Regions from separate parts of the Mus musculus genome. Here region 1 is linked to region 2. A link is a loop called in an ENCODE intact Hi-C map of the cell type or tissue named here. Cell type or tissue: left cerebral cortex. All regions are shown on one strand. Links, peaks and the distances in the headings refer to the core of each region. The heading gives the core; the rest is flanking DNA.

What was found. Hi-C counts contacts between places; a loop is a spot of excess contacts. Peaks named below come from ENCODE experiments on the same cell type or tissue, not always from the same donor. Only the 100,000 strongest peaks of a DNase experiment are listed, where the experiment ranks them.
Region 1: a loop joins it to region 2, with 4 times the contacts of the local background. A loop is called at or near these places in 2 of 42 quality-filtered maps.

The regions. Positions count from the first base shown.
Region 1 is chr3:94,583,203-94,598,353 of GRCm38, forward strand. It overlaps the pseudogene Gm15235. Among named protein-coding and RNA genes, the nearest start is that of Snx27, 8.1 kb to the left of the region's middle. In left cerebral cortex, for the core only: no CTCF peak of the experiment used is centred there; no DNase peak of the experiment used is centred there.
Region 2 is chr3:94,363,785-94,378,935 of GRCm38, forward strand. It overlaps Rorc (RAR-related orphan receptor gamma), which reads left to right and starts at 9,010. Exons shown (of 11, transcript NM_011281.3): 1 at 9,010-9,147; 2 at 11,251-11,280. The coding sequence starts at 9,108. It overlaps Gm38411 (a long non-coding RNA gene), which reads right to left and starts at 7,239. Exons shown (of 3, transcript XR_867461.1): 1 at 6,045-7,239; 2 at 3,141-5,064; 3 at 1,751-2,873. C2cd4d (C2 calcium-dependent domain containing 4D) reads left to right here. Exons shown (of 2, transcript NM_001136117.1): 2 at 1-783. The coding sequence ends at 670. In left cerebral cortex, for the core only: no CTCF peak of the experiment used is centred there; DNase peaks (open chromatin) are centred at 8,099 and 9,612; H3K4me3 peaks cover 271 bases.

The DNA.
Region 1 (15,151 bases), core at 885-8,884, 220 kb after region 2:
TTTCTTTTCCATGTTATTGCAACTTCACGGCTATATACAGACATACAAAAAAGCATGTGTGGAGGAAAACAACAGCTTCCATGATTTAGAACTGGATATTAAAGTGGTCAATAATTTTAATTTAGCAAGAGTTTTGAAGTTGCTTTTATCTTGTTTATTTCATTTCTTCCAATAGCACAAGAGAATTCTTAGAAAGCATGCAGTTGGTGTTTTTGGCGATCTGGCAGGATATAAACTTGATAGAGCTGGGTGCCTGGTGACAGCAAGTAATGACAGAAATAATGCACATAGCAATCTACGCCATCACTGCTCCACTTTGGTATTTGATTTCCCCCTACTGATAAGGTCACTAGTTAATCCATTCCTGTTTAGTAGATGTTGTAGAATACACAAGATTCCACAAAGCAAAGACAAAGGAAACAGTATCAGCCTCCTCAGGTATTCTCAGTTCTTCCCCACCAAGCACCATGTAGATAAAGAGCTCTGATGAGTGATGTTCCCCTAAGGTATCAGAGCCTAAGACACACAACTTGGAAAGGTTGCCATTCTGTACAAAGGAATACAGTAGACTTGCTCTTTGTCCTGAGGGGGACATTACTTCATCTCCCAAAGTGACATATTAACACAACCCCCCAACCGGAGAAATAACCTGGAGATAACGAGCCAGGAGTCTTCCTTCTTGGCATCCAGCAGAAGAAGAGGAGAAGCACCAAGAACTACCTTTCTCAACATGACTATGTACCAAGTCTTTACATCTAGAACTTATTAACGCTTTACAGCACTAGCCCAGTCCCTGCTTGGTAGATGAGGTTACACAAGTAAAAAATTATGAACCTAAAAGAAGCAGATAATTTATAAAAACAAACAAGCCCCTGAAAGAGTTTACTGGCCATGGAGAGTTTTTAAGATTACAAGGGACAGAAGAAGCAATAGGGGGATTAAGAGATTTTGAAACATACTGAATGGAGACACAAAGTCACTACAGTTAGAGCATACATATGAAGGTTAAAAAGAAAGGTTTGCATTATAAACAAAAGGAATAAAAGTAACCTTGTTTTACAACAAAGCTGATGAAGACTCTTGGTTAGTTCTGAAATACTGAAATAATAAAGATAGAATAAGTTTTGCTTCAACATAATGATGGAATCTGGTTTGGACTTGAATAATTTATTTTGAATTGAGTACTGGATGGAAAGAACTTGCTGCTAAAATAACTAGTTTTTTGGTTTTTGGTTTTTTTGGTTTTTCGAGTCAGGGTTTCTCTGTGTAGCCCTGGATGTCCTGGAACTCACTCTATAGACCAGGCTGACCTTGAACTCAGAAATCTGCCTGCCTCTGCCTCCTGAGTGCTGGGATTAAAGGCGTGCATCAACATGCCCAGATAGAACTAGTTATTTTTGCCAAGCCCACATCTTTAATCCCAGCACTCGGGACACAGAGGCCAGCCCATCTCTGTGAGTTGAGGCAAGCCAACCAGGAGCTACATGCTAACATTCTGTCTCAAAAAACAAACAAACAAACAACATTTGCCTTTATTTTTTATTAAAAAAATATACTGAAGGTGGGAGGGCTAGAGACATGGCTCAATGGTTAAGAGCACTGGCTGCTCTTCCAGGTGTCCTGAGTTCAATTCTCAGCAACCACATAGTGGCTCACAACCATCTACAATGGGTTCCGATGCCCTCTTCCATCATGCAGGCATACATGCAAATTGAGCACTCATATACATAAATTGTAATGTACTTACTCGTATATAAATACATATATACATAAACAAATATACATATAGATACACTGAATGAGGCTAAGGGTGTCAGCCAGTCAGTAGACCACTTGCCTAGCATGCAGGAAGCCCAGCTTAATCCCTAGTCGCATAAAAACAAGATGTGGTGATACACTCCCAGCACTCAGAACTTGGAGGCCCTAGGAAAAATCAGAAGTTCAAGGTCATCATCCTCAGCTATAGAGCAAGTTCAAGGGGATCCTGGGCTATAAGAGACCTTTTTTTAATATTTTTTTCAGCACACACGCACACACACATACATATGTGTGCACGCACACACACACACACACACACACACACACAAATTGAATGTACCTTCTGTTCTAGGCTTTTTAACAATGGTGAGAGATGCAGAGATAAACGAGATAGCTACAGACTACAGGTTTAGGGAGTCAAACTGCACTGCCCTTCATGCAACCTCTTCACCCCTCAGAGTCCGTTTCCACTCACACACCTGGGAAATAACACTTTTGTGACGGTCATTGTAGTACTGTTTATAGTCACAGTAGCTTGGATTAATAACAGTCATTGGGTAAAATATGATACATCCACAATGGAAAACATCATCACTTAAAACAAAAAGAAAAACTAAAGAAGCTCCTAGTGGTATGGCATGAAATGAGCTCACAGAGACTGTGCCCAGTCAAGCGAGAATAGGACAGAGCACAGACGTAATATCTTACAGTGTATAAACGGGGAACCACATAGCTCAGTATCTTTAGATACAAGAAACTGGTTGGAGAGATTGCTGATAGGGAAGGAGTCTGGACAGCTGGGCAGGGGACAGGAGTAGGAGAGAGACTTTTCTCATTATTCCTTTTCTTTAACTCTTCTCTAACTTTCAAACTTTCAGTCAAATGAAAGCCAGTAAGGGGACATAGCTCAATGGCACGTTGCTTGTCTAGCATGCAAGAAGTTCTGGGTTTCAGCTCTCACACCACTTGTAATGCCAGCACTGGGCAGGTAGAGGCAGGAGGATCTGAGGTTCAAGGTAATCCAGGCAGCTAAGTAAGTTCAAGGCCAGTCTGGCACGGGAACCCTGACTTATTAAAAACAAACCTAATTAATTAGCTAACTAAATGAGCCAGCACCGGGGACTTATACCTGTTTTCCTGGCACTTGAGAATGAAAGGCAGGGGAATCGTCACAAGTCCAGAGTGAGATCTTGCCTCAAAAAGACATAACGAATTTTAGGAAAGATCAAACTGAAAGACAAGTTTGGTATATAATAAGAATGAGAAAATAAGGGCCTAGGTGATGGTTTGGTGGTAAAGCAGCCTACAGCCAGGCCAGCAAGGGCCATGGGGATGGCTCTGTGGTAAAGGTGCCTCCAGCCAGGCTAGCAACCTAAGCTCTCTCCCTGAGACACCAAGAGAACCAACTCCACAAGATGTCCCCTGACTGAGACACAAGCAGAAAGAAATGTCATCTAAAAATATGTTTAGCCAGGCATGGTGGCACATGATTTTAATCCCAGCACTTGGGTGATCTCTGTGAGTTTGAGGTCAGCCTTGTCTACAGAGAGAGTTCAAGGACAACCAGTGCTACACAGCAAAACCTTGCCTCAAAACAAAACAACATGACAAAAAAAATGTACATGTATATGCTTGTGTGTGTGTGTGTGTGTGTGTGTGAGAGAGAGAGAGAGAGAGAGAGAGAATAAGTTGCCAAGTCCATGCAATGGTATATACATATATACACTGGAGAACTAGATGCAAAAGTTCAAGGCCAGCCTCACAGAGCTACTTACTGAGTTCAGGGCCAGCCTGGGCTATGTGAAATGTCTTAAAAGTTCATAGGCTAGCAGTCAAGATAGCAAAAGACAAAACTAGAACAGTTAAATCACACTGAGAGAGGTGACAGACACTTTCAAGCATCTGGAGGTGAGGGCATAGGGAGATGTGGTTATACATGGACAAATTCACAACAGAGAATGATGGTGAGGGATGTTGAGGTCCGAAAGAACCTCAGTGTAGTGTGGGAATGTGCTGCTCAGTAGGACTGTGGCCGGGAGAACAGAGTTGGAAGACAGGAGAGTTAGAACTTGGGAGGCTCCAAGATACTAGATATTGTCTGTGCCCGGGAATTGGAATTTCATTCCTAGGATTTTAGGGGTCTTTGAATGCTTCTTGAATGGATTAACCACATTGTCAAACTTGCACTTCAGAAAAGTTCATGCTCCGGGACGTCTGGAGAGTGAGCTGAGATAGATAATTAAGAAGCAGTTGCAGTGATTCGGGAGAATTAATGGGACTCAAACTAGGGCGGTAGCAGAGGGGATACAAGGAGGGAGGTGTGGGAGAGGAGAGGCTCAGAACCTGGGAGGATCTCAGGTACCGTGGCACAGGGAGGAAGTGAGGGTACACAGTCCCCCAGTACAAGAAGGAAGAGGAGTGACACAGAGTTCACTTGGAGCCTAGTGAACCTGAAGAGCCTGTGAGAAGCCCAAGACAATTTGTCAAGTCACGACTGGACACTGGAGTCTGGGCCACTGCATAGGTTTGGAAGCCTTTGGGTGGTGACAAATGACAGAGTAAAGTAGACAATACCTTACTCTAAGCTAAGCTGCCCAGGAAACGTTTCCTCTAGCCACTATGCAGAAGACTTGAAGAGCAAAGAGATCAGTTAAGAGGAATCAGAGACCGGGGGACTCGGACACACGGAGTCTTGGAAGTCAGCAAAGCTGTCTTCAGTATCAGACTTGGACCACTCATTGTTTGCAGAGCACATCCCACCTCAGAGCCCAGTTTACCCTCACAAAGGCTCAGATAACAGCAGACCTGCTAATTAACCCAAGAACTGAACCTTGAACTGGAGTGTTCTGACCAAAGCCAGATACTCTCTTTCCTCTGTCCACCATCTTGATAAATTCTCCCTACATCCTGTGACCTGCAGGGGCAGTGAGTTCCATCACCCTTTTCAAGCAGAGATACTTAAGTGGAAACCCCACCTCTGCATGTCTGCTCACACAACCTTTTGGTTGTAGATGTTTTTTACCTTTTTGCTGCTCTGAACTCTCCTCGGCCAAGCCCTAGCTGAAGTCTCTCTCCAGTGTCCCTGAAGACTGCTACTCTCTCTGACATTTCCCTTTTCTAAATCCCTGAGGCAACTACAGTTCCGGATGACCCCTTAATGAGTCACGCTCTTGTGTAACCCCCTCCCTTGAAGGTAAGTAGAACCCGTGACTTGCTTCTGGGCAATAAAATGTGCCAAAGTTGACAGCTGTGTCACACCCATGATTCTGCTGTGTCAAGTAAGGCTGCTTCTTAGCAAGACTGGTCCTGCTGGCTTTGGGGAAGGTTCAGAACTGTCTAGGAGGCAACCCACATACGTGAAGCAACAGGGGACTTCAGAACCTGAGTGGCTCTTGGGGATAGGAAGACCATAGGTCCCTCCAACTTATATCCTCATGAAATTCTGCCAACAAACACATGACACGTGGAAGAGGACCCAAGTGCCACAAAGAAACCGCCTAACAGAACCTTGATTGTAGCCATGTGAAATCTGAATAGAGGCCCCAAACAAGCTGTGCCTAGATGGACTCTTGACACCAAGCCCTCCAATAGGAAGAACAGCTGTTTTAAGCTGCTGGGTCTGTAGTAACAAAAACAGCAAAAGGAAAATCAATGTAACTCCTTACTGCATCTATGGTCAGCACAGCTCAGTTTAGAACATGACAGAGAGTATTTAGCTGGGCTTTACCTTCCCAAGCTGAATGCAAGCTTCCAGAAAATGGCAAACTGGTCCTTGCAGAGGGCCCGAGTTTGAGTTCCAGCATCCACATAATGCCTCACAACCATCCACAACTTCAATTCCACAGTATCACATACCCTCTTCTGACTTGCAAGGGCACCAGACAAGCAAGTGGTGCACAGACAGACAGACAGACAGACAGACCTGTAGGCAAAACACTCATACACAAAGGAAAGCAAGCAAGTTCCCCAGCAGTCACCTTCCTAGTGTTCTCTCCTGTCTCACATGCTAATAAGCTAAACCAACCATTGACAACAACAAACACAACTGCCTTGGCTAGTTTAAACGAGTCAAGACTGTCTCCTGACACTAAGAGTAGGGCTGTCCCTGAATGTATAGCTTCCAATGAATACCAGACTCAAATTGGAGTTCTGCAAATACAAAAGGTGGGAGCAAGAAGAGATAAAAAGTTAGAAGGGTGGGCTTTGAGACGCTTCCACATGACACCACTTCGTCTCCATGGAGATATGAAAGCAAGAAAGAGAGAAAGAGAGAAAGGAAGAGAGAGAGAGAGAGAGAGAGAGAGAGAGAGAGAGAGAGAAAGAAAGAAAGAAAGAAAGAAAGAAAGAAAGAGGAAGAGAGGAAAAGAGAAAGAGAGGAAGGAAGGGAGGGAGGGAGGGAGGGAGGGAGGGAGGGAGGGAGGGAGGGAGAGGTGCAGCATAAGTGCAGGCTTCTAAGCCCCGTTTCTGGCTTAGGATCAGGGGCTGGAGAAGGGGCTGGAGGCTCCATGTCAGGCCTGGAAGGTGGCAAAAAGAAGCCCCTGAAACAGCCCAAGAACAGGCCAAGGAGATGGACGAGGAAGATAAGGCTTTCAGGCAGAAACAAAAGGAGGAGCAGAAGAAACTCGAGCAGCTAAAAGCCAAGGCCGCCGGGAAGGGCCCCCTGGCCACAGGTGGAATTAAGAAATCTGGCAAAAAGTAAGCTGTTCCTCACATCTGGGGTGATGGTGACCCTCCTCTTCCATTCCTATTTAAACAGCTGGATTCCCTGTCATAACATCTTTGCCATTGTACTGGCTAGTTTTGTGTCAACTTGACACAAGCTGGAGTTATCACAGAGAAAGGAGCTTCAGTTGGGGAAATGCCTCCATGAGATTCAGCTGTAAGGCATTTTCTCAATAGGAGGTCCCCTTGTGGGTGGTGCCATCCCTGGGCTGGTAGTCTTGGGTTCTATAAGAGAGCAGGCTGAGCAAGCCAGGGGAGGCAAGCCAGTAAAGAACATCCCTCCATGGCCTCTGCATCGGTCCTGCTTCCTGACCTGCTTGAGTTCCAGTCCTGACTTCCTTGGTGATGAACAGCAATGTGGAAGTGTAAGCTGAATAAACCCTTTCCTCCCCAACTTGCTTCTTGGTCATGATGTTTGTGCAGGAATAGAAATCCCCAACTAAGACAGCCACCTAATAGCTAGAATGGAGTGTTATCTTGGCGCATGTTGTACATTGTAATAAACTTTTGTAAAGAAAAAAAATGAATAAAGTGACTAATGCAATGGCTCGTTCAGTAATTCCTACCTCAGCTGTGAATTTAAAGTGAACCCAGTCTGTAATCCCACCAGAGCCTACTGTTCCATCTTCATTGTACTCTGAATTCTGTACCACTTTGAATTAAACCAACTCACTTAAAAGCCAAAAAAAAAAGAAAAGAAAAAAGAAAAAAGAAAGGAAGGGAGGGAGGGAGGGAGAGGGAGAGAGAGGGAGAGGGAGAGAGAGAGAGAGAATATGAATTTGGGCTGGAGAGATGGCTCAACAGTTAAGAGCACAGGCTACTCTTCCAGAGGTCCCGAATTCAATTCCCAGCAACCACATGGTGGCTCACAACCATCTGTAATGGGATCTGATGCCCTCTTCTTGTGTGTCTGAAGACAGCTACAGTGTGCTTATATATATGAAGGGAAAAAAAAGGCAGCTAAGTAGCTGTTGTCCCACAGCGGGTCACTGGACCATCAGGGAAGATGGCAAAGCGACATATTTAAAAAAAAAAAAAAAAGGCCAGGCAGTGGTGACACACGCCTTTAATCCCAGCATTTGGGAAGCAGAGGCAGGCGGATTTCTGAGTTCGAGGCCTGCCTGGTCTACAAAGTGAGTTCCAGGACAGCCAGGGCTATACAGAGAAGCTCTGTCTTGGAAAAAAAAAAGGAAGAAAAGAAAGAATTTGCAGGGCACTCTAATTTATTTATTTATTTATTGCCCCCCCCCCCCCCCCGCCTCTTTCTTTCTCTTTTGAGACAGGTTTTCTATGTCCTGGAACTTGCTCTATAGACCAGGGTGACCTTAAACCAACCCAGAGATCTGCCTGCCTCTGCCTCCTGAGTGCTGGGATTAAAGCATCCAGAAAGTGGAAATGTCTGGTTTCTTTGGAGGCTCCATTGGGTCACGTGATGTTTTTCTGGAAACTGTCCTATGAGAGGATGTTTTTGTTGAGGCAGACATGTGGGAGGATGTTTTGCTGAGAACAGACACGTGGTGTTTTCCTAGAAGCTGCCTGAGGGAAGGTCATGTGATGCTTTGATGGAGCAGATGCTTGAGAGGACATGTGATGCTCGGAAAGGTTATAAAAATAACAGGCAGTGGGTGAGGCTATGGCCTTGACTTGCCTTGCTACTTATTCTTCGCTGGTTTTGTTGGGCCCTGCTGACTGACAGGTCTTCACTGATGATGCTGTAGCATTGGTTTACTTTGCCTTCTTTACTGATCATCAGTTGTCATGACTTCGGAGAGAGAAATGCACCAGAAACCTGCTGGTGGTGTTCTGGAGGCTTCTAGCTGCTCCTGTGAACTCAGGCCGATGGGCAGAGAGTGCTTTGTGGTTTCTTCTGGATCAAACTGTTGTTGCTGATGCATGAATGGTGTTTGCGAGTGGATTGAGCCACCACTGCTGATTTGTGTGACCTGAACTGCTGATATCCTGACAGTGAAGACTGGAATCACCCCAAAGAACTATTTCTAAACAGGTCCACATCCGCCTTTCCTCTATTAGCCTTTCCTTTCCACTGCCTCTGGTGGGTGGTGGGCTAGAACGAAGGTTGAAGCTCTTTTTTTTTTTTTTTTTTTTTTTTTTGGGTTTTTTGAGGCAGGGTTTCTCTGTGTAGCCCTGGCTATCCTGGAGCTCACTTTGTAGACCAGGCTGGCCTCGAAGTCAGAAATCTGCCTGCCTCTGCCTCCCTAGTGCTGGGATTAAAGGCGTGCGCCACCACACCCCGCTGAGGTTGAAGCTCTTAACCTAAGAAATCTAAGCCTGCACTTGCACCACCACCGCCCAGCTGCAGGGCACTCTTATGAAAAATAGTTTTTTTATCTTTTTAAAAAAGATTTATTTATTGTTATGCATAAATATACTGTAGCTGACTTCAGACACACCAGAAGAGGGTGTCAGATCTCATTAAGGGTGGTTGTGAGCCACCATGTGGTTTCTGGGATTTGAACTCAGGACCTTCGGAAGAGCAGTCAGTGCTCTTACCCACTGAGCCATCTCACCAGCCCTAGTTTAATTTAAAAAAAAAAAAGAAATGCATTCTATAACAGGGTAAACCTTGAAGATGATGCTGAATGATATTAGCTAGTTATGAAAGACAATATAAAAATTATAGTATACAAATCCAAGGTATAGTATGTGATTATTTTTGTATGTGGTGTGGACAGAAAGTAGAATGGCAGTCACAAGCACTTGAGGGACAAAGAAGCTAGAAGGAATTTTAATAGGTACAGAGTTTACATTGGGAAAGATGGAAGAACTCTGGAGATGGGTGAGGTGGGGTGGTTGCACAACACTGTGAAAATAATGCCACAACCACACACTTAAAATTGGCTAAATGGAAAATCTGTGTTATATATAACTTAACATAATGAGAGACTTTATCAGGAGGCAGAGGCAGGTGGACCTCTGTGAGTTTGTGCCAGCCTGATCTATACAACATGATTCAGGATAACCTGAACTACATAGGGAAAGCCATGATAGATGCTCAAGATCCAAAGCAAAAGAATTATGCTAAGCTCAAAAACTATTAGTTCATGGTTGTCTCTAACAGCCCTCTATGCTGAACCTCACCGGCCTTTACCCATGAAGATAAGCACGTCCCAGCATCTCCCATTGCTTTTTCCCAGCCTTGTACTTTTGTTCTATCCTCCCAACCCCCTTTCCTCAGATCCTCAGTCAGGTTTCATGTTTAACTAATTTATTTTTAAATGTATTTACTGGCATAGTTTCTCTGTGTAGACTGGCTGGCCTGGAATTCACTGTGCAGACCAGGTTGATCTCAAACTCATGTTGAACCTCCTGCTTCTGGCTCTTGAGTGCTAGGATGTGGTGGTTCAAATAGGAATGGTCGTCAGAGACTATGTTTAATACTCGGTCCCCAGTTGGTGGACATGCTTGGGAAAGATTGGTGGGTATTGTGTAGCTGGTCTTAGCCTCTTTGTGGGTTCTTCCTTTTTTTTTTTTTCATCCTTCTTGACTCTTCAACTCCCTAACACTAAATAAGAGAGGGGGGGCGGGGAAAGGGTAGGGATCAGAGGAAAGAGATCCTTGAATCTTTAAAGACAGGGGTCAGAAAGGGGATGACCTTATCTGCCGCAGTCTCCGATACACAGAGACAAGAACTACACGGACACCAAGTCGGGTTCACGCAGCAGCTTCTTCTTTTACTTGCAGCTTTTTCACTTACAGCTCTCTCCACTTAGGGCAAGGGAAATTTTCATATAGTCGCAGCAACTGACCTCATCTTGCTCCACACCACCTCATCCAATCAGAATCACACACGCTCCAGGCACGAGCTCAGGTTGGTCACAGATAGGCTGATAGATCCAGATCATGAGGAGTAGTCTAGCTTGGCAGGCAGCTTATGCATGCAGTTTCACTGCGCATGTTTGGGCAAGGCAGTAAACATGCGGGGTTCACGGGGCCTGGCAATGGGCCAGGGTGCCATTTTGGCCCATGCAGCCGCACCTGCTTCCCGTATCTCCCCCTTTTTGTTTTATTAGTAGCTCTGGGATCAGCATCTGCCCCATCTGTGCCACATCCTTACCCGTCATGGGAGTGACAAACTCACTTTCGCCATCCTGTCTTAGGTTGGTATGCGCACGTGAGGGTCTTACCCGTCATTGATTACTGATCCAGCATGTTGAGCCAACATTGGGGGGATGTTTCTGCTTCCAAGGCTGCCATAGCCTGCACTAAGGCTCGTTTATCAGCCCTGTGCCACCTTCGCATACGTGCCATCCACCAAAGCATTCCTCCACACACAACAGTCAGCAGGAACGCCCAAAAGGCCATCCCTCCCCAATTTTTTAAGAATCCCACAGTTCCCTGGATGATCTCCAGCCATTGCTTTGCAGTTGAAATCTCCACATGGGTGTTGTTCACAGCAACAATCGATGCTCGAAATTCCTTCATCTTTGTGTAGAGATCATGACTCCAATTTCCTAGCAGCATCGCACCAACATGCGACAGATTTGCAGCTCTGGAAAAATTCTGATACTGAACAGAGGTTACACACATTCCTGACATATGAGTAATGCAGAAAGCAAATACTAACTGCTCCAACAACAGCTTGTGCAGATTGATAGGGAAATACATGAGCTTGGGGTTGATTTCCTTCAACATAAACTACTCCCACGCCGCCTTTGGATCCATCAGTAAATACATTAACAGCACCTGGGATTGGCTCAGTCTGGGTAATTCTGGGGTATATCATAGGATTTCTTACGATAAACTGAAGCCAATTAGTGGAGGCAAGTACCTCAATCTGTTTTACATCAGGTTGTTTACCAAAATCTCCTAGCCCCACCTTTATACCCTTAAGAATTAGCTGGGCTACTCGGGACTCAGCCTGAGTTACCATCCCTACAGGTAGAGGGTTCTTCATATAGGAAGCTTGGAGATCTCTTCCCAAACACTCCCAGTACTGTTGATTAATATACCCTTCCTCTAAAAATCATGGAGCTTCCTTGGACAGGGTGTCCAGAAATCTGTCTACCGACTCTGCTTTCATGTTAATACTGCTTCTTTTAAGAAGCTGGGTCAACGCCATTTTTACTTTCATTTTAGACGCAGTTGAACCCATGTTGCTGAAATTCCCTTCGTCTCTATTCCCGAGAACCTTAGTGCTCCGTCCCCTTTTTTCCGGGGAACCTGTCAGATTTTCTCCTTCATGAAGAGAGACAATCGCTTAAAATGATTATTAATAAAGACAACTAGAAGCACCTGCTGCAGGGGCACACTGTATGTTGTAACAAAGTACTGTCACAGCAGGTCCTTTCTCTCCTGTGTGCATGCACCTATGTGAGCACTGGGACCACCACACAGGGACCACCATTCACTGTACTGACTTTAAGAGAAGCTCTAACAAAAAGTCTTCAGAAAATACTTAAGAAGTGGGATACACTGCAGCGAAGTGGAATGCTCAGTACTTATATAACTGCAGAGCACAACGCTCAGAAGATAAGACAAAAAGGGATCAGCACAGAGACTTTTGGGGGAATCTGAGTTCTCAAAAATGAAACTTTCATTACATCATCTTTACATTTTCTTTAAGAACAGGAATAATTTTATACATCTTTACAGACTTCTCACCGACTAAATAGTCAATAAATATTTGCCTATGTGGTCATAAATTTTCATCTCAATAAATTCATTGGTATCACAGCTCTGGATGTTAGTTAATGCCAGCGTTTCCACTAATAAGGTTAACTGGAAAAAAAAAAAAAAACAGACTTAACCTACGCCAGGAAAAATGCAGGCAATATATTATAAGATATTAAAATTATGAAATATACATTTAATAGTTGACATATATTATGTATGAAACATTCCACATTAGCCCTAATAACTACAATAAATGTTGGCATGTGCCTCTGACAGAGTAGAATAATTTTTGTAAGTTAAAATTCCAAATAATAAAATAATAAAAAAGGCTTTTGGCAGTGTTCTTAATATTGTTTAGATAAAAACACAGAATTTAGAGGTAGCCACAGACTCTTACAATTTAACTAAAGAGGTTCTAAACTGGCCACTTGCCTTTGCTTGCCTAAATTTCCCTGTACGGGCCACCACTTGCCGCAGTCTCCGACCCACAGAGACAAGAACTACACGGACACCAAGTCGGGTTCACACAACAGCTTCTTCTTTTACTTGCAGCTCTTTCACTTACAGCTCTCTCCACTTAGGGCAAGGGAAATTCTCATATAGTCACGGCAACTGACCTCATCTTGCTCCATACCACCTCATCCAATCAGAATCACACACGCTCCAGGCATGAGCTCAGGTTGGTCACAGATAGGCTGGCAGATCATGAGGAGTAGTCTAGCTTGGCAGGCAGCTTATGCATGCAGTTTCACTGCACATGTTTGGGCAAGGCAGTAAACATTTGGGGTTCACAGGGCCTGATAATGGGCCAGGGCGCCATTTTGGCTCATGTGGCTGCACCCGCTTCCCGCACTTATCACTAGATTACTTCCTGCTGATTAGGAGCATCAAGTTTCTTAGAGGGAGTTTGATTTTCACTGTCTGGATAGCTAATTTTTTTTCTTCTTTTTGTTTCGTCTTGCACATGACTCCTGAACACACTGTGACCAACAGCTACAACCAACCAACAACCCTCCACCTCTCAGGTCCCTGGCATTTATCTACCCTCTGAAAAGTCCCCAGAATTCCAAATGTCACATGATCACAGAAACTATCTGCAGCTGGCAAAATCACGTCCCTACTAGAGCACAAGGCAAAGCTAGTAAGCTGGACACTCTGAAGCAGCCCCACATCCCACATCTGGGGTTAAAGCAAAAGTATATTCTTATAATAGCTCTGTGTTTTTCAAATAAATCAAATTTCCCAAACCATCTCTACATTTTGGCCTTGTTAGAGGAGGTAGGTCTCCGGGGACAAGCCATTCCCAGGTAGCTCTCTCTGTCTAGAGGTTGTGTCTCAAGATGTGAGCTCTCAGCTCCTGCTCCAGCACCATGCCTTCTTGCTGTCATGCTCTCTGCCATGATGGTCATGAACTCGAATCCTTTGAAACAGTAAGCCTCACACAAACTCTTGCTTTTATGAGTTGCTTTGTCATGGTGTTTTGTCACAGCAGTAGAAAACCAACCGAGACATATGACTTATTATTATTATTATAGAATTAATTTTTACGTATATGTATGTGTGGGAGCTCTCTATGTGAATGTGTACATGACTACACGTGCCACCAGAAGCCAGAGGCATGTAATTTCCCTGGAAGCTAGGGTTACAAATGATTGTTAGCTGCCTGACATGATTGCCAGGAATTAAACCCAGGTCCTCTAGGAAGAACAGCCAGTACGCTTAAACATTGAGCCCTCTCTCCAGCCCCAGGGTTGTTTATTAATGGCTTCAAATTCTTTGACTCAAGTTATCCTACCTAAGTCCCCCAGTTGTTGGGATAACAGGTGGGTATGACCTCGCTCAGTTACATTTCCAAAGTTTTTTTTTTTTTTGACTAAAACCCAACTCAAGAATCTCCCTTAAAGATTTTAAATAATAATAATTAATAATAATAACAATACTAAAAGCACTGCAAGGGAATGTTGTTTACAGAGTGGGGTCAACTGCCATGTCCACTTCCAATTCCCCTTGAAGGTCACCTGTTCTTTTATTCCTTTGTTTCCTGTCCTCTTTCAACACAGCTGGCTCATGTCTTATCTATGCTAAGAGCTGTTGGGACTGGGAGGCAGAGAGGAAGACTCCAAACCACAAAGAAGCCCAGGCACAAAGCCTGAGTGGGTGTTGGCGGCTCTTGAAAAGTTTATTTACTGACATCTTATATGTAGTAATGTTTACAGTCCCTCAGCAGTTCACACATGAGGCAAAGCTCTGCGAGCCAACCAAGAATCGCAGGGAGAATCTGACCCCAACACCCACTCTGGGGGCAGGAGGACACTACTGAAACTCAGCCTGTGCACCATGCCCAGAGCTGAGCAAAAGGCCTGGCCTGCTCCAGTCTGTGAATCTGCAATTATAGATCATCCATTTATCTCAATCTAGTAATTCCAGACAATTTTTCTAGGAAGTATTATTGACTATGGTCTCCCCAGTCCCTCAAGCCCAAGCCCTGGAGCTCACCCACACTCATCCTTGCATTTAATCTTCTTCTAAAGTTAAAATAGATTTCAATCAGCTGCTACCAAGTGGTCTCTTTGTTTGGTTCAGGTGTGGTTTGGTTTTCTGAGACCATAAGCCCTGGCTAGCCTGGAACTCACTATGTCACCACTAATCTGACACTTGGCTTTGGTTTGTGACACAAGTTCTCATTATGTACCCTAGGCTTGTGTGGAACATATAAGCACTGGGCCTCCCAAATGGCTGGGATTACAGAGGCCTGCCACCCCACCCAGCTCCATCAGTTCTAAATGGCATATACCCTCCAGTGCCCAGGCACTCAATATTAGCACTCAGTTTTCTCCATTCCGCTCCTGGTGCCAGGCAAGTGCCCCAGGGCTCCTTCCAGGAGTGGTTATCTTTTCTTCAGTGATCCTGGGCAGCCACCTCATAGAACATCCTGTTAGTGAGCAGAGGTGGCTACACTCCCATAATGTGGGTCCAGTACCCACAAGCCACTAGGCACTGGGCCAATACTAGGATAGGGAGACAAATAACCACTGCC
Region 2 (15,151 bases), core at 3,193-11,192:
GGCGCAGTCACGGCTGCACGTCTCGGCCCCCGACCTCCGCCTCTGCCGGGCCCCAGACAGCGACACGGCCTCGTCGCCGGACTCCTCGCCCTGCGGCTCCCCGCACACGCCCAGGCCGCAGTCCCTGTCCCCCGACGAGGCCAGCTCGGCGGACACTAGTCCGTACGCGCCGCGCCGTGCGCCACCGCTCTTCCACCTGGACTTCCTCTGCTGCCAACTGCGGCCGACCAAGGACAGCGTGCTGCGCCTGGGGCCCCGCGGCGGGCAGCTGCGCCTGTCCACCGAGTACCAGGCGGGGCCCGGGCGGCTGAGGCTGCGCCTGGTGAGCGCCGAGGGGCTGCCTCGGCCGCGGACCCGCCCCGGGAGCGGTGGCGGCGGCTGCTGCGTGATTCTGCGGCTGCAGCCGCGCGTTAGGCCTGGAGCTCAGCGGAGCCGGGTGGTCCAGAGCAGCTGCAACCCTATCTTCAACGAAGACTTCTTCTTCGAGGGGCTGCGCCCGCCGGATCTGGCCGTCCGCAGTCTGAGGGCCAAAGTGCTGGACAGGGGCGCGGGGCTGCGCAGGGACGTGCTGCTGGGGGAATGTGAGACGCCCCTCATCGCCCTGCTGCCCCCACTGGCTGGAGGTCTAGGCCCTGGGTCCTCCCTGGCACCTACTCATCTCAGCCTGTAGACTGATAGACACCACAGCTTTCTTGGGAGGTTTCCACTGGGTCTGCAGACTTCATCCTTGCCACCTGCCCGGCATGTATTTATTTTTGTTAATAAAACATCAGTTTGTCTCTAGCTGCATGCTTTCCAGTGGGCACCAAAAACTCTAGGCTTTGCAGCAAGTCTTTTCCACCCAGCCCTTCCTTAAGCAGTGCTTGAGACCCGGAATCCCTGGAAGTGCTTGTTAAACATGGAGAGCCTAGAGTCCATCCCCAAGCGAGTCTGCTTCAAGAGTCCTAGATTGAGTTGGCTCTAGGTGCCTGTCTTAGCTTTATTTCCGTTGTTGTGATAAACTATCTCCCCATCACACACACACACACACACACACACACACACACACACACACAAAAGCAGCTTTTATGGAGAAAGGGTTCATTTGGCTTACAATTCTAGATGATAGTACACCATTGTGGAGAAGTTATTGCCAGGACTTGAAGCAGCTAGTCACTTCCACAGTGAGGAGCAGGGAGAGAGACAATACAAGCTGGAGAGCTGGTTCAGTGGTTAAATGCAAAGGACTCAAGTTCAGTTCCCAGCACCCACATCAGGCAGCTCATAACTGCCTATCAAACTACAGTTACAGGGGATCTAATGCCCTCTTGTGGCTTATAAAGGTCAGGTGGGTGGGTACGTGCATATGAGCGTGCGTGTGTGTGTGTGTGTGTGTGTGTGTGTGTGTGTGTGTGTAATGCCCAGGGGGAGTGGCACATGCCTTTAATCTCAGCACTCTAGATACAGAGGCAAGCAGAGGCAGGTGGATCTCTGTGAGTTCAAGGACAGTCTGGTCTAAAGAGTGAGTTAGGATAACCAAGGCAACAGAAAGAAACTTTATCTGGGGCTGGAGAGATGGTTCAGAGGTTAAGAGCACTGGCTGCTGCTCTTCCTGAGTTCAATTCCCAGCAACCACATGGTGGCTCATAACCATCTATAATGAGATCTGATCCCCTTCTGGCATGCAGGCACACATGTAAGCAGAATGCTGTATACACAATAAGTAAATGTGTTTTTTAAAAAGAAGAGAAAAAAAAAACTTTGTCTGGAAAAAAGAACAAAATAATAACAGAGCTTGGTGGCTCATGCCTCTAATCTTAGCACCTGGAGGGCAGGGGCAGGTAGTTCTCTGAAAATTGGAAGCTAGTTTGATCTACAAAGCAAGTTCCCGGCCAGCAAGGCCTGTGTAGTGAAATTCTATCTCAAAAAACAAAACAAAAAATTAAAGATCAGAGAGAGAAATGAACATAATGTGTGCATGCATGCTTCTAATGCTTACTTAGTTCAGTTTCTCCACAGTCCAGGACCCAAAGCCAGGGAATGGAACCACCTACAGTGGGTCAGTCTTCCACATCAAGTAATTGCAATCAAGAGAATCCCCCACTGACATACCCACAGGCCAACATGATCTAGACTTTTCTCTTCCCAAGAGATTCTAGACTGTGTCAAGTTGACAATTAAAACTAACCATCACAGGTCCCTCGAGTCTAACAAAACCCTGCGCTTTCAGAGAGCCCTTGAGTCCTGGTGTCACCCCAGCAAGAGCAGAAAGCCACCCTCTCCTAAAGGTCCCTGTGTCTGAAGAGAAGAAACTGGCCTTTCCTACCCCTTAGATCAATATTTGTCCTAAAGACAAATGAAATTTTTGAACCTTAAGAGTGAGCCAGGCGAGCACAGACTAAACACACAGTGCCCTTTAACCCTTCCTGCCTCCCTCTGGCTAGTCCATACACCTGTGCACCTGTGCAGGAGCAGGAAGAATGGCTGGAGTCAAGAACCAAAGAGTAAACCAGGTATGCTAGCAAACACATTTAATCCCAGCACTCAGCGGCAGAGACAAGAAGATTTCTGAGTTCAAGTCTACAGAGCAAGTTCCAAGACATACAGACACCCTACAGGGGCTGGGGGGCCAGGGGAGAAGCACAGAATAGTGCTTGGGTACCCATAAGTACTTGGGATTATAGGGACTGGGATCTGGGACAGAGGATACTATCAAGGAGTGAGTGCTGTTATCAGGGATGCCAGAAAAGGCTACTCCAGCCAGAAGATGAAGGTGAAAGACAGTGGAATAAAAGTGGGTCATCTTGTGTTTACCTCCTACCTGAAAGCCCTTGACGTCAGCAGTGACCTTCTCTCTGCCTCTTCCTTCCTGGGAACTTGTTCCTCCTGCCAGACTTGGAAGAGGGATAGAGAAAGGCAGGTACACAGCAGGCCCTAGACCACTTCCTCCTTCCTCTTAGCCTTTCTCACTTCCCATGGTGCCAATTGTCCCCGTATAGGACCTGCTTCTTCTTAACAAAAATCTCAGCAGGGGCAGCTACACATACACACACACACACACACACACACACACACACACACACACACACACACAAGTCACCCTTCTCAAGCTCCTTCTACCTCCACTAGGTTCCCACCACCAATCCCCAGGCCAAAGAAACCTTGCTCCAGTTGTCCACCAGATGGCAGCATTGACCAAACAATCCTCCGTGCTGACAGCAACCTGATCAATGGGTAGGATGGACAGCTTCAAACATTAGTTCCTCCTGGCAACTGCCTCTAAGGTGAGTGTACAGTTGTTATTCAACATGACCTTCGCCCTTAGACAGATAATAAAGAAGAAAACTAGGTGACATGACTCAAGGTACTTGTCACGAAGTCTGACAGTCTTGAGTTTAATCCTAGAGATCCACTTGGTGGAAGGAGACCAATACACACATATAATGTAACTTCTAAAATCTGTATTAAAAGCCTGAAGGGTTTCTTCTTCCCGGGATAATAGCTCTTCAGTCACTTCACAACCTGGCACTTCGCACTTAAACCTGTGAACTCTGAGAAGTCCGCCCACTCCCCAAGCTCTATCTGTGCTGTGCTGTGCTGTGCTCTGTGTGTACATCGGCCCTCAAGTTCTTTCATAACAATCCCTAGTGAGCAATGCAACTTGGAAGTATCTGGAAGGATGTCTATAGGTCAGTTTGCCCGCCTTCATCAGTTCCTCCAGCAATGGTGGGTGCTATAGGATGCCAGGCACTGGGGCCAGCAGGCTTGAAAACAAACGCAGGAATCAAGTGAGTCAGAAAATGAACAAATATCAGTAAAGAACTAGCTGGCGATGGGCCGTAGAGAAAAGTAAAGTAAGAAAGGGGAGGGAGGCAAAATTACAGGAATGGAAAAGAGAGGGAGGGCCTGAAATACTTTTTTAGCTGCCATGTGTACTTTGTACCAGGCCTTGCACTTTACCCGCTGTCTTATCTCACCACCACTGGGTAAAGTAGGCATTACCAGTTCACAAAGGCAGAAAGAGATCCGAGAGGTTAAATAAACTTGCCTGAGGATTGGCTTTGGCTGTGAGGAAGGCTTCTAACAGCGACTCTATACCAACATCCTCTGCCACAACCCAGCCCAGGAATTTGGGGAGTCTATGAGATAGAAAACACCTCCCCCCAAAAAAAATGTTCTGTCACATTCCCAGCCCCCGGGGCTCAGACAGGTACACCGAGTCCCCCAGTCTCAGATACATACCATGGGAGCAAATGAAGCCTAAGAACCCATCCTGTGTGCAAGGAGCTGAGGCCTCTAAGTACCGCCATTAGCACAGTACTGCCACCAACGCAGGTCAGCACCATGGTTCTCCCCCTTTTTAGCTGTGACAGGATTCAGGGCGCATGGGTGACACCCAGCAAACCACACTGTTAAAGTCTTCCTTGTCCCCCAAACCAGACCTCCCAATTTTGTTCCTCGTAATTGTTTTTGAGGCATACTCTAATGTAGCCCAGGCTAGCCTCAAACTCCCTACCCAGCTGAGGATGGCAGTGAACTCCTCCTGCTCTTCCAGCCTCTACCTTCCAAGGCTAGACATACAGTAAAGCCCTGCCACCGTGTCACGTTATGAGGTGCTGTAGGTTGAATCTCGGGCTCCATCTCCAGCCCTCCACTCCTGATTTTCAATCCTCCCACCTCCAGTCCCACCTCAGTGTTAATTGGGAAATGAGAGCTATAAGCAGTTCCAGGGTAGGGCTAAAGTCCATCTTTCCCGCTACTCCTCCATACTGGGGCTCTACATAGGTACCAACGGGGATGCAGAAACCACGGATGTGCCAAAGAGCTTGCAATGTCTTTTTTTTTTTTAATGGCCAAGATTTCATCCACTCCCCAAGTCATTCTGGGGAGTTGAAGTCTCCGTAAGCCTGAAGCTCAAAGAAAGGTAGTCTCTACTGCACTGCAGTAGAGAGGCTCCAGTGAAAGATGGCGCCCTCTGGGCCAAGCCAGCCTCTGCATGCTGCCCAAACCCCAGAGGTTTCCTTTTTACCTGCTGCCTTGGGTCCTCCCTGGAAGGACAGGACTGTGCTGAGCTTTAAGTGGTTTCTGCGGTTTTAAGGGGTGGGGAGGAAGGGAAAGAAGAGTTGGTGACTGCTCCCCATTTCCAAGCCGCCGCCACCACCCACCTCCAGGTTGTTTGCCCCCTGCTTTGAGATTCCTGGGCCTGATAAGAGGACTGGGCACGTGGGGTAGAGTGATTCTCTGATCCCTATCAGCCTCTTCCTTGCATAAGAATGTATTTGAGTTTGCTAGGCCCGGCATAGTCTCACAAGAGAGAGCTATATCTGGGTCCTTTCAGCAAAATCTTGCTAGTGTATGCAATGGTGTCAGCATTTGGAAGCTGATTATGGGATGGATCCCTGCATATGGCAATCACTAGATGGTCCATCCTTTCGTCACAGCTCCAAATTTTGTCTCTGTAACTCCTTCTATGGGTGTTTTGTAGAAGTGGATGATCACAGTCAGCTATTGGATGGGTCACACGGCCCCCAATGGAGGAGCTAGAGAAATTACCCAAGGAGCTAAAGGGAACTGCAACCCTATAGGTGGAATAACAATATGAACTAACCAGTACCCGGGAGCTCTTGTCTTTAGCTGCATATGTATCAAAAGATGGCCTAGTTGGCCATCACTGCAAAGAGAGGCCCATTGGACTTGCAAACTTTATGTGCCCCAGTACAGGGGAACGCCAGGGCCAAAAAGGGGGAGTGGGTGGGTAGGGGATTGGGGGGGGTGGGTATGGGGGACCTTTGGGATAGCATTGAAAATGTAAACGAGGAAAATACCTAATAAAAAAAAAAAGAAAAAAAAGAATGTATTTGAGGAGGAAATAGCCCCTGCTCTGCTTTAGAAAGCACTGTTCCTACAGAAAAGAGCCTTGGTTACAGCAAGCCAGGGGTGGGGAGCTGGGGGTGGGGGTGGGGGTCAGGCAAGAACACCCAGGGGGCATAATCACCACAACCTACTCTGAGCTTTACCAGCCCGGTAAATCCCAAGGTCACACTGGATGACAGCTGTACACTCACCCTATGGCCACTGTGGGAGGAACAAATAGTTGAAGCTGTTGGAACAGTTCCTCCTGTGGGCGTGATCTCCTGATAGCTGGAAGCACAGAGAACTCTCTGGTGGCAGTATCAGTCTGAATAGGGAACCCCACCCTAATCACCCACCCCCCCATGCTGGAGGCAGGGCCAAAAGCTGGGTAGGATGATGCCTGTAATCCCAGCCCTCAGAAGGCTGAAGGAACTGGATAGCCATGAATGTTCAAGGCCATCTTGGACTACTGAGTGAGATCATCTTAGCAACACGTAGGAATGAAGGTCTCGAATGCTGAAATGAAAGAGTAGCTTAGAAGAAAGCCACTCTCAAGCCAGGACCCGGTCGCTTCCTGAGCCCTCACAGTCATTCTGACAGTGCCAGGCAGTGTCTGCCACTGCCATACTGTGTGGCATCTGAAAGCATCCCTAGGGGCCTCCACCCTGTGCCTCTAGCTTGAGGGAGGGGTCATCTGGAAGGTCTTAAGACCCATAATCACCAAGAGAAAAGGACCTGGTCAGCGATGCAGGTCTGTAACCCCAGCACACCCAAGGCAATGTTGTGAGTTGGAGGTCACCCTAGGAAAATGAGAGGAGGGGCGGGGTTCAGCAGTTAAGAGCACAGGCTGCTCTTCCAGAAGAACCCAGGTTCAATTCCCAGCATCCACACAGTGGCTCACAGTCATGTATGACTCCAGTTCCAGGGCACCTGATATCTTTTTCTTTCCTGCATAGTGAACCAAACACACAAATGGTGCACAAATAAACATGCAGGCAAAACACCCATACTATTAAAAAAAGATAAGTGAAAAGAAGAAAGAAGAACAATAACTAAGGGAGATGAAAGCGAGCTGGTGAGGCACAGAAAACTGAGCAGTGATGGGCAGATAGGAGCACAGAAGAGCAGGAGGGGATAGCTCTGGGATAGAGGCAGGCCATTAAGGTCCCCATCCTTTGAGTGCCCTAACCTTTCCAGAAGCCTCTTTCTGACTCTGTTCCTAGGTAGGGGTGCCATCACTTTGCCTCTTTTCAAAGCTCTCCAGATTGGCATTGTGTTTTGAGAAGAACAGTATACATGGGCCTGTTTACCACCAAAGACCGTGAAGTCAGAGATGACCTAGTCAGTGGAGTACTGCCACAAACACACTGGGGTCAAGGGTTTTGGGGGGTTTTTTGGTTTTTTGGTTTTTGTTTTTTAAGATTTATTTATTTTATGTATATGAGCACACTATCACTCTCTTCAGACACACCAGAAGAGGGCATCAGATCCCATTACAGATGGTTGTGAGCCACCATGTGGTTGCTGGGAATTGAACTCAGGACCTCTGGAAGAGCAGTCAGTGCTCTTAACCACTGAGCCATCTCTCCTACCCAAGGGTCAAGGTTTAATCCCCCAGAACCCACATCACAAAATGGGTACAGTGGTAGATAGGTAGGTAGGTACTTGTAGTCTCAACAATGGGGTCGTAGAAACCCTAGAAATCACTTGCCAATCTGGCTAACCAAGATGGCGAGTTCTCCGTTCCATGGGAGACCCTGTCTCAAAAAAACAAAACAAAACAAAACAAAACAAAAAGGTAAAAGGTAATTGAGGCAGACATCAAATTTTAATCTCTATCCTCCACAGACATGCACACTCACACGTGTACACACACCCACCTATACAGACACACACATATATGTATACATATAAAGGACTTAGGACTAGTCAAAGCCTCAAAGGCCCTCAAAAGTCACCCTACACCCCTACACTTTTCAGTCTCCCTGGGGCTAAGAACGGCTATTCCTCCTAATCTTTGTCTCTGACTCTTAGGAGACTCAGCTCCCTAGAGCACTGGGTGCTACTGGTTGCACAGTGTGAAGCTCCACGGAGGGCCAACGGTGGAGAATGGAATGCTGGGAGCGAAGGGACAGCTGCCTGCCCTCTCCACGCCAGGTGCCACGTGCACCAGGTGGAGGGAGTGGGCGAGTCACGAGGCCCTGGCGTGGCCGGCTCCTGCCCTGCTGTTTACCAGCTGGAGAAAGCAGGAGGAGGGGTTGGGAGCCTCCTGCTCCCAGCCTGGCCCCTAGCCAGCGGTTGTTGGGTAAGCAGGAAAGCCAGGCACAGCTAATCAAACTCTGGGCAGAGGACATGCCGAACTGAGGCATCCAATATTCACAGAAGTCTTGGCTCTTGGTCCTTCTCAGACTCCAGTGCAGGCCTTTATGTGAACAGAATTACGGGGTCGTGGGGGAGGGGGAAGGGAGAACCGGGAGGAGGGGGGAGGATTCCCTCCTCTCAACTTGTTGGTCCAGTGCAGTTGCTCTCTTCTGCTCTCCCTCCAACACCCCTCACCTCTCAATTTGCTCTTCCTCCTCCACACCTCCCCCCACCACACCAGAAGTATGGGAAGCATCTAGAAGCCTGGAAAATCCAGAGGTGGGCAGCATGGAGTTAGAGAGAGGCAAAGCAAGACATGTGCTGGGGGAACCCAAGCTGCAGGGAAGTATATCTGATCCCATCCTGGAGATCAGAGTGCACACACACACACACACACACACACACAGAGGCTGTCTTTTCTCTTCACTCTTCCTGCCTCCCTTTCTTGCTATTCTGTCACCTGTCCTAAAAAAGTTACAGAGACCAGGTTCAAATCTCAACTCAATCACGAATTGCCCTTGTGAATTCCTGGCAAGTCTTTTCTATTCTGGGCAGCAATTGGTTCATGATTATGAATAATCACTCGTGCCTGTAGGGGGTTATCATGTGGGATTCCAAAAAACAAACAAAAAAATTCTGATTTACCTACAAGGCCTGGCAAAAACTCAGCATACAGTAGGTAATTAATAAGTACTAGCTCCCTTTCACCTGTTTTTCCTCAAGACTCCAGACACTGGTCCACTGCTCTCTCCCTGAGTCCCCTCCTGTGCCAGGACACTCTGCCAGCCACTCCTTTCCCCTGCCTGCTGACGGGCCAGGTGCTCCCTCCCTCTTCCCTCCTCCCTCCCTTGGGCCCTGCTCCCTGCCCTCCTGGGCAGCCAGGGCAGCAAGGACGGCACCAAGGGAGCTACCCCATGGACAGGGCCCCACAGAGACACCACCGGACATCTCGGGGTAAGAGACCCTAAAGCCCTGCAGGCAGGTGGAAGGGACTGTCAGGGGGCTCAGAGGAGGGGAGGGAGGCGAAGAGACTGGGAAAGAAAGAACTGGGGAGAAGAGAGGTGAGCAGAGGGGAGATGGACTGGCAGACAGAGCAAAGCGGTGAGGTAGGACCGAGTCTTTACATAACTGTAGGGGGGGGACAGGAAGAGGGCCTAGGGTAACAGCAGGAGACCTGGGAAGACGGGGAGGGCAAGAAGGAAGAGACAGGTTGGAGTGGGGGCAGGAGGGAGGAGCTGTGTTAGGGAGGCTTGATCGAGAGGATGGGAATGGGGCTGGCTCCCAGGTGTGAGCAGGCCCCTCCCTGCCTGCCACAGAACCCTGGGCAGCAGCGGCTGGAAGGGTGACTCTCCGCCTTCCTATTCATTCACAAGTGGCTGCCGTTCTGGCGCAGGGGCTGGGGGTGGGGGACCTGGGAGAGAAGATGCAGTTGCACCATGCCAGCTGCTCTAGCCCAGCAGTCCCACGCTTTCCTTCAAGCTGGTCCGAGCACGGAGTTTTATCTTTGCTGTGTGAGGCACCTGTGGAGCACAGAAAGGAACTGGGGAACAGTCCCCCGATGGAGTGAGGAGGGAGCCCTTCAGAACAGGACATCCCCTCCCTCCCTCCCATGCTTGTCAGCTGGGAACCTAGAGAGAGTGAACGACAGAAGTGCCAGCTTCTAGGGCCACTAGAGAAAGGCTCCGGGGTGGGAGTGGGAGTGGGGGCCAACAAGGGGAGTGTCCCCATGCAAGACTGCTCTGAATTGCAAAGTTGGAGGCTGGACAAGGGTGCCACGTCAGGGAGGAAACTGAGTAGGGCCAGACAGGATTAGCAGGGAGGTGGGCATGGCATGAAGCCACACCCTCTCTGGGCAGACCTTCCCCTCCCCCACCCGGGGAACAGGCTACCAGGCCCCATTTACTATCACGGCAATGAAATGCAGGAAGCCTGGCTGCAGAGTGCATCTCCTGGCAGAGGGACAGTGAAGGAGGGACAGGACATGTGTGCCAGGCTTGGACAGCAGAAGGCAAAAAGTAACAGAAAGGAATCAAAGGTTAGGGACATTACAGACAGGGCTAATGGGCTTTCTGGAACAGAAGACTGGCCCTAGGCACCCTGGATATAGGAAATGGGTTGCGGCCTCTTTTGCCAAGGGCTCCCTCTCTAGGTGTTTCCCAAATACTGACTGCATGCTGATTTCATCCCAGATATGTAAACAGCCCTGTAACTATGCAGTAACCATGACTCTCCCCTCAGCTGCTGCTCCCCTGGACAGCAGAGCATCTCTGTAAACCTCCACGAACCATGGGGTGCCTCCTCCTGTCTGATCTCCACCCAGACCCATCCACGAGCAAAGCAGCAAGGCAAAGGGATCTTCCCTCTGCAGGCTTGTGGGCAGGTGAAGCACAGTGGCGGCCAGAGAGGGTCTATCTGCAGCTCGGCCCTCCTTGTCTTCCTCTTCGCCCACCCTCCCCATGCACTCCCAGCCCCACACCTCTGCAGCTCCCTCTTGCTTTCAGGCACAGATAAGCAACCAAAAGACTGCATTCCCTCTGGGTGCAGAATATGTGTGTACGTCAAATGCACCAGATACTAGAGGGTTCTTGCTGTTCCCCAGAGCAACAAGCTGAACAAGACAGACAGAGGCTCTGTCTCCAGACGGGCTTACAATCTAGAAGGGATGATGGCATACCTAGGGCAGTTGTCTGTTATGTCAAGTGCCAGGAAACAATGCAGAGTGCTGGCTGAGTAAACCCCAGGGCAGGGGACAGGGCATGGGAGGCTGCCCCAGAGGAAAAGAGAGACATCTGAGATCTAGCTAAATGGGGGAGGGAGGGTAGAGTGTGACATGAGGAAGTCCTGGAGGCAGAGAGGAGCTGGGCACTTTCAGGACCTGGAAGAGGGCCAGTGTGGCCAAAGGGCAAAGTGATGGGCTCTGCCAAGGGGCCCAGCTTCTCAGAGGCCAGGTAGTGCTGGGGTAAAAATGGGGCAGGGCAGGAGCCAGGAACTGGGGAAGTCTTTGGCTTTTCCCCTAACATCTTCAACTATTCACTGATCCCTTCCTTCTCTTTACAGAGCTGCTGGCTGCAAAGAAGACCCACACCTGTGAGTAGGGGTTTGGGCCAAGAAGGTGGCACGGGGTATGGCAAAAGCATTCAGTTCAGGAGGCATGAGTGAAAGAACACCCGGGACTGGACAGAATTGGAAGAATCAGGCTAAGACTGCAAAGCCCAAGAGATAAGGGCCAAAGGGAAAGACTTATAGGCTTATAGGCCAGGACCAAAAAAAAAAAAAAAAAAAAAAAAGAAGCCCAAGGGGTGCCAAGTTACAAGCATAGAAAGAAAAGGGGAACTGGGAAAGAGGAGGGCAGGGTGCTGGACAGAGGCTCAGCTGCTGTGTCTGACCAGGGAGGAGGTGAAGGCCACCCCAGCCTCAGAACTCAGCAGCCACAATAGGAGGCCTGGGAGCGTGCCCAGGGCTTTGTGGTGGCAGAGCCAGGTTTGGTGTTCATCTCTGTGGTTAACACATTCTGAGGTGTGAGCAAGCCTGGAGAGAGGCTCTGCAGAGCTAGAGAGTAGGAAAGCCTTGTCTCTGTAAGAATGAGTGGACAGGAACCCGAAATCCTCAGACTGCAGTGTACGAGGAAGAGACCAGAGTTCCAGAAGGGCTTCCCAATGGACACTTGCAAGTAAACATCTGTCTCAGGCCAGTGCAGCACCCCCAATCCAGCCACATAGAGAGAAGCTATTCCCCTACAAAATGTGCCCGCTCCACCAAAGTCCTCCCCAGGGGTTCGTGCATACCCTCAGCACCTTGGGGGCACTCTGGAAAAGCCACAAGCATGGTCATTAAGTTAATAGTGACAATCTCATCAGAGGAGGTCACCTCTACTCTTCCATCACATACTCATTGGTTGCCCACCAATCTGTCCCCACTACAAAAGCCATCTGTGGCCTTCCTGTCCCAGCATCCCTCCTCCCTGAGCTTGGGGCTCCATCCTCCTGGGGGGGGTCGGAGCTGCTTGGCTCAGCATAATCCTGATCAGCCTCCTGTGCACTAGCCACAGGGCCCCACGGAAACGCTGAGCAGGGCCCTGGGAGGAAAGCGAGTCAGAATGACGCAGGCAAGCTGGGGGAGGGGACCAGGGACCACACTTGGGGGTGTAGAGGGGGACTTTTGGAGAGTGGAAACTGGGAGAGACCAAGCCAAGCTTTTAGACCTGCCTCCCATCCTTTAACCCTTACCATGTGTCCTCCTGAGGATCCAGGCTAGTTACCCTCATCCATCCAATGTCCAATTCCCAAGCTCGCAGAGAGAGCTTTTTACTAACCAGAAAGATTGAAGACCTCTCAAGGAGGTTGAGCTCCTTGAGTTTTTATTGTCTTGGCCCCAACCCCAGGCCAAGACAATAAAAACTGCCTCCCAAGTGAAATAACCTCAAGAAAGGGGTCCAAGCTGAGAAACCCGGGGGCACACCCAGACCAAGAGGGGACCGAATGACTAAGGGGCCAGAAGAGGAACCTCCAAGGCTGAGGTACCCCACAGAGCAGATGGAAAACAAATGAATCCATCAATAAGAAATCTCACACCAACAAAACCTGAAGAGAAACTCAAGTGCCAGGAGACGGGCCAGTCTGAGACACACTCGAATGCAAACCTGAACCAGAGATACCCTTCTATCCCTCCAGTGGATCTGAGGTCACTCTACCTGGCCATAAGTCCTTACTCAACCATTCACTACTGTGTGATCTTGAGCAGGTTACTTAATCTCTCTGTGTCTCACCTTCCTTGTCTTTGGAATGGTAGTTATCACATAAAGTATTTTATGGGGATTATGAAGTCCACACAGAGCTGAATCATTCCCAACACTGAATTAAGCACTGCTGCTAAGAGGATGAAGATGGTAGTGTCACTATCTGTGTCCCAGACTAGCAGTCTTGTTTCCAAAGGCCTTTCTGAAGGACCAACCCATCCTACAGATCCTACAGAGGGTATTTGCCTGATGATACTGCCGCTATCGTTTCCTCAGCCCAGGATAGCATCATGTGTAGGAGGAATTTGGGTGTGGTGAGGGCAGCCTCCCGGTTGTACCACACTGGTTATGGCTGTTGACAGTCCACAGGGTCTCAGTGCCACAAGACACCACCCAAGACAGATTCCTGTTACTTACCTTTGGAACATCCCTACCCCTGATGTCACTTGGTGAAGAGGGCCTGGGGTACTCAGGAGAGGGGATTTCGAGCCTGGCCTCTGCCCATGAGCTCCACGAAGCTCCCCAGCTAGAACTCCCCTGGCGAGTGGAAACAGCTTTTACCGCGGCTGTAGCTGTGGTTTTGGAATTTTCCAACGCCCCCTGTGATTGGCTGCCCCGCCCCTCACACCCTGCCCCAGACCCAGATTGGCCACGTGGGGTGCCTGTCATCATACCCAATGCACCTCTGGGGGTTGGGGGGCTGTCACTTGGCCACCTGTGTGGAGCAGAGCTTAAACCCCCCTGCCCAGAAACACTGGGGGAGAGCTTTGTGCAGATCTAAGGGCTGAGGCACCCGCTGAGAGGGCTTCACCCCACCTCCACTGCCAGCTGTGTGCTGTCCTGGGCTACCCTACTGAGGAGGACAGGGAGCCAAGTTCTCAGTCATGAGAAGTAAGTGAATGGGGGCATCCGGTCATGGGGGAGCCTGGGTCCTGTCACCATTCCTAGGCCCGCTGAATAGGAGTGTATCTTGGAAACCGTGCCTCTTTGGCAGGGTGTGTCCCAGTCAAGGTCAAGATCTGCTGGGAGATGGGTGGAGTCCCAAGAGAGTTACTCTTCCCTGGCAGCTTCCTTGGCAGCAATGGTAATCAAATTATTGAGGAGTTCCTGACATAAGTTCTGAAGTTCTGGGAAGACTGAGCATGCCCAAGGGTCCAACCCTTTGATTTACAAAGAGACCAAGACCCAAGAGGGGAGTGCATCACTGAAGAGCTCACCATTAGGGCCTGGGAGCTGGTGGAGTCTGGTAGACATTAGGACCCACAGCTTATATTCCTTGTTCCTAGTGAAGAGTTTATCTTTGTGCCTCCAACTGCAGGCACTGCTGTACCCTGAGGCAGGAGTCACAGTAAACTGAGGTCAGCAGGCAGTGGGGATCAGAACTCATCATCTCCCTGATTCCCTAACCTTAAACACACACACGCACACACTCATACCAGGGCCTGATGGCTCAGTACAATCCAGCTAGGGACTGCTCTGTGTGTGCTATGTGTATATTTGTGTGTGTGTTTGCATATGCTTCAGGTGCAGTTGATCATCTATAGCAAGAAGAGATGGGAGCAGAAAACCTTGGTCTCACTCCTTTCCCTGCTTGAAACCATGGGCCCACAGCTGCTGGGCAGATGTCAGGGGCCCTTTAGGCTTCCAGCTGAGCAATGTGGGGGATCCGATCCTCCCTGCTCATGTAAGGGAAGCCAGAGGACCTCTCAAAGTCTACAGTGAGTGAGGAAAAGGGAAGCCTGTTACCCTGAGGCCTGAGGAAGCCCCAGCTTTAACCTGGGGTCTTTCCACAAGCCACAAAAGGGGAGGCCATACTGAGTCCTGGAAAGGCCCATGGACTGAAAGGCTAGTGAGCAGGTTCTAACACAGGGTCACCTGAGGCAAGCCGCTGATCTCTGGTCTCCAGCCACAAAATAAATGCCAAGCATGGGAGTCTCTGAGTTCTAAGAGCCCAAGACCAAAGAGACCCCCTCGTCCCCTAATGGGTGAAAGAGAATAGACCCCTATAGTATACAAGGTCAAGTTGGGATTCCACTTGCATGCATGGGACAGGACTATAGTCCTTGGTGAGACAAGAGGACCAGGAGAAGAACCAAAAGTCCTAAAATGGAGTAGGAGCCGTGGTTCTTTTCTGGCTTCTTCCCCTCCGCAGCAAAAGCTGGCAGATCGATTTCACAGAAACAGCCCCAGGTCGGCCGAAGCAGAGGGCAACAGCCCCAATAG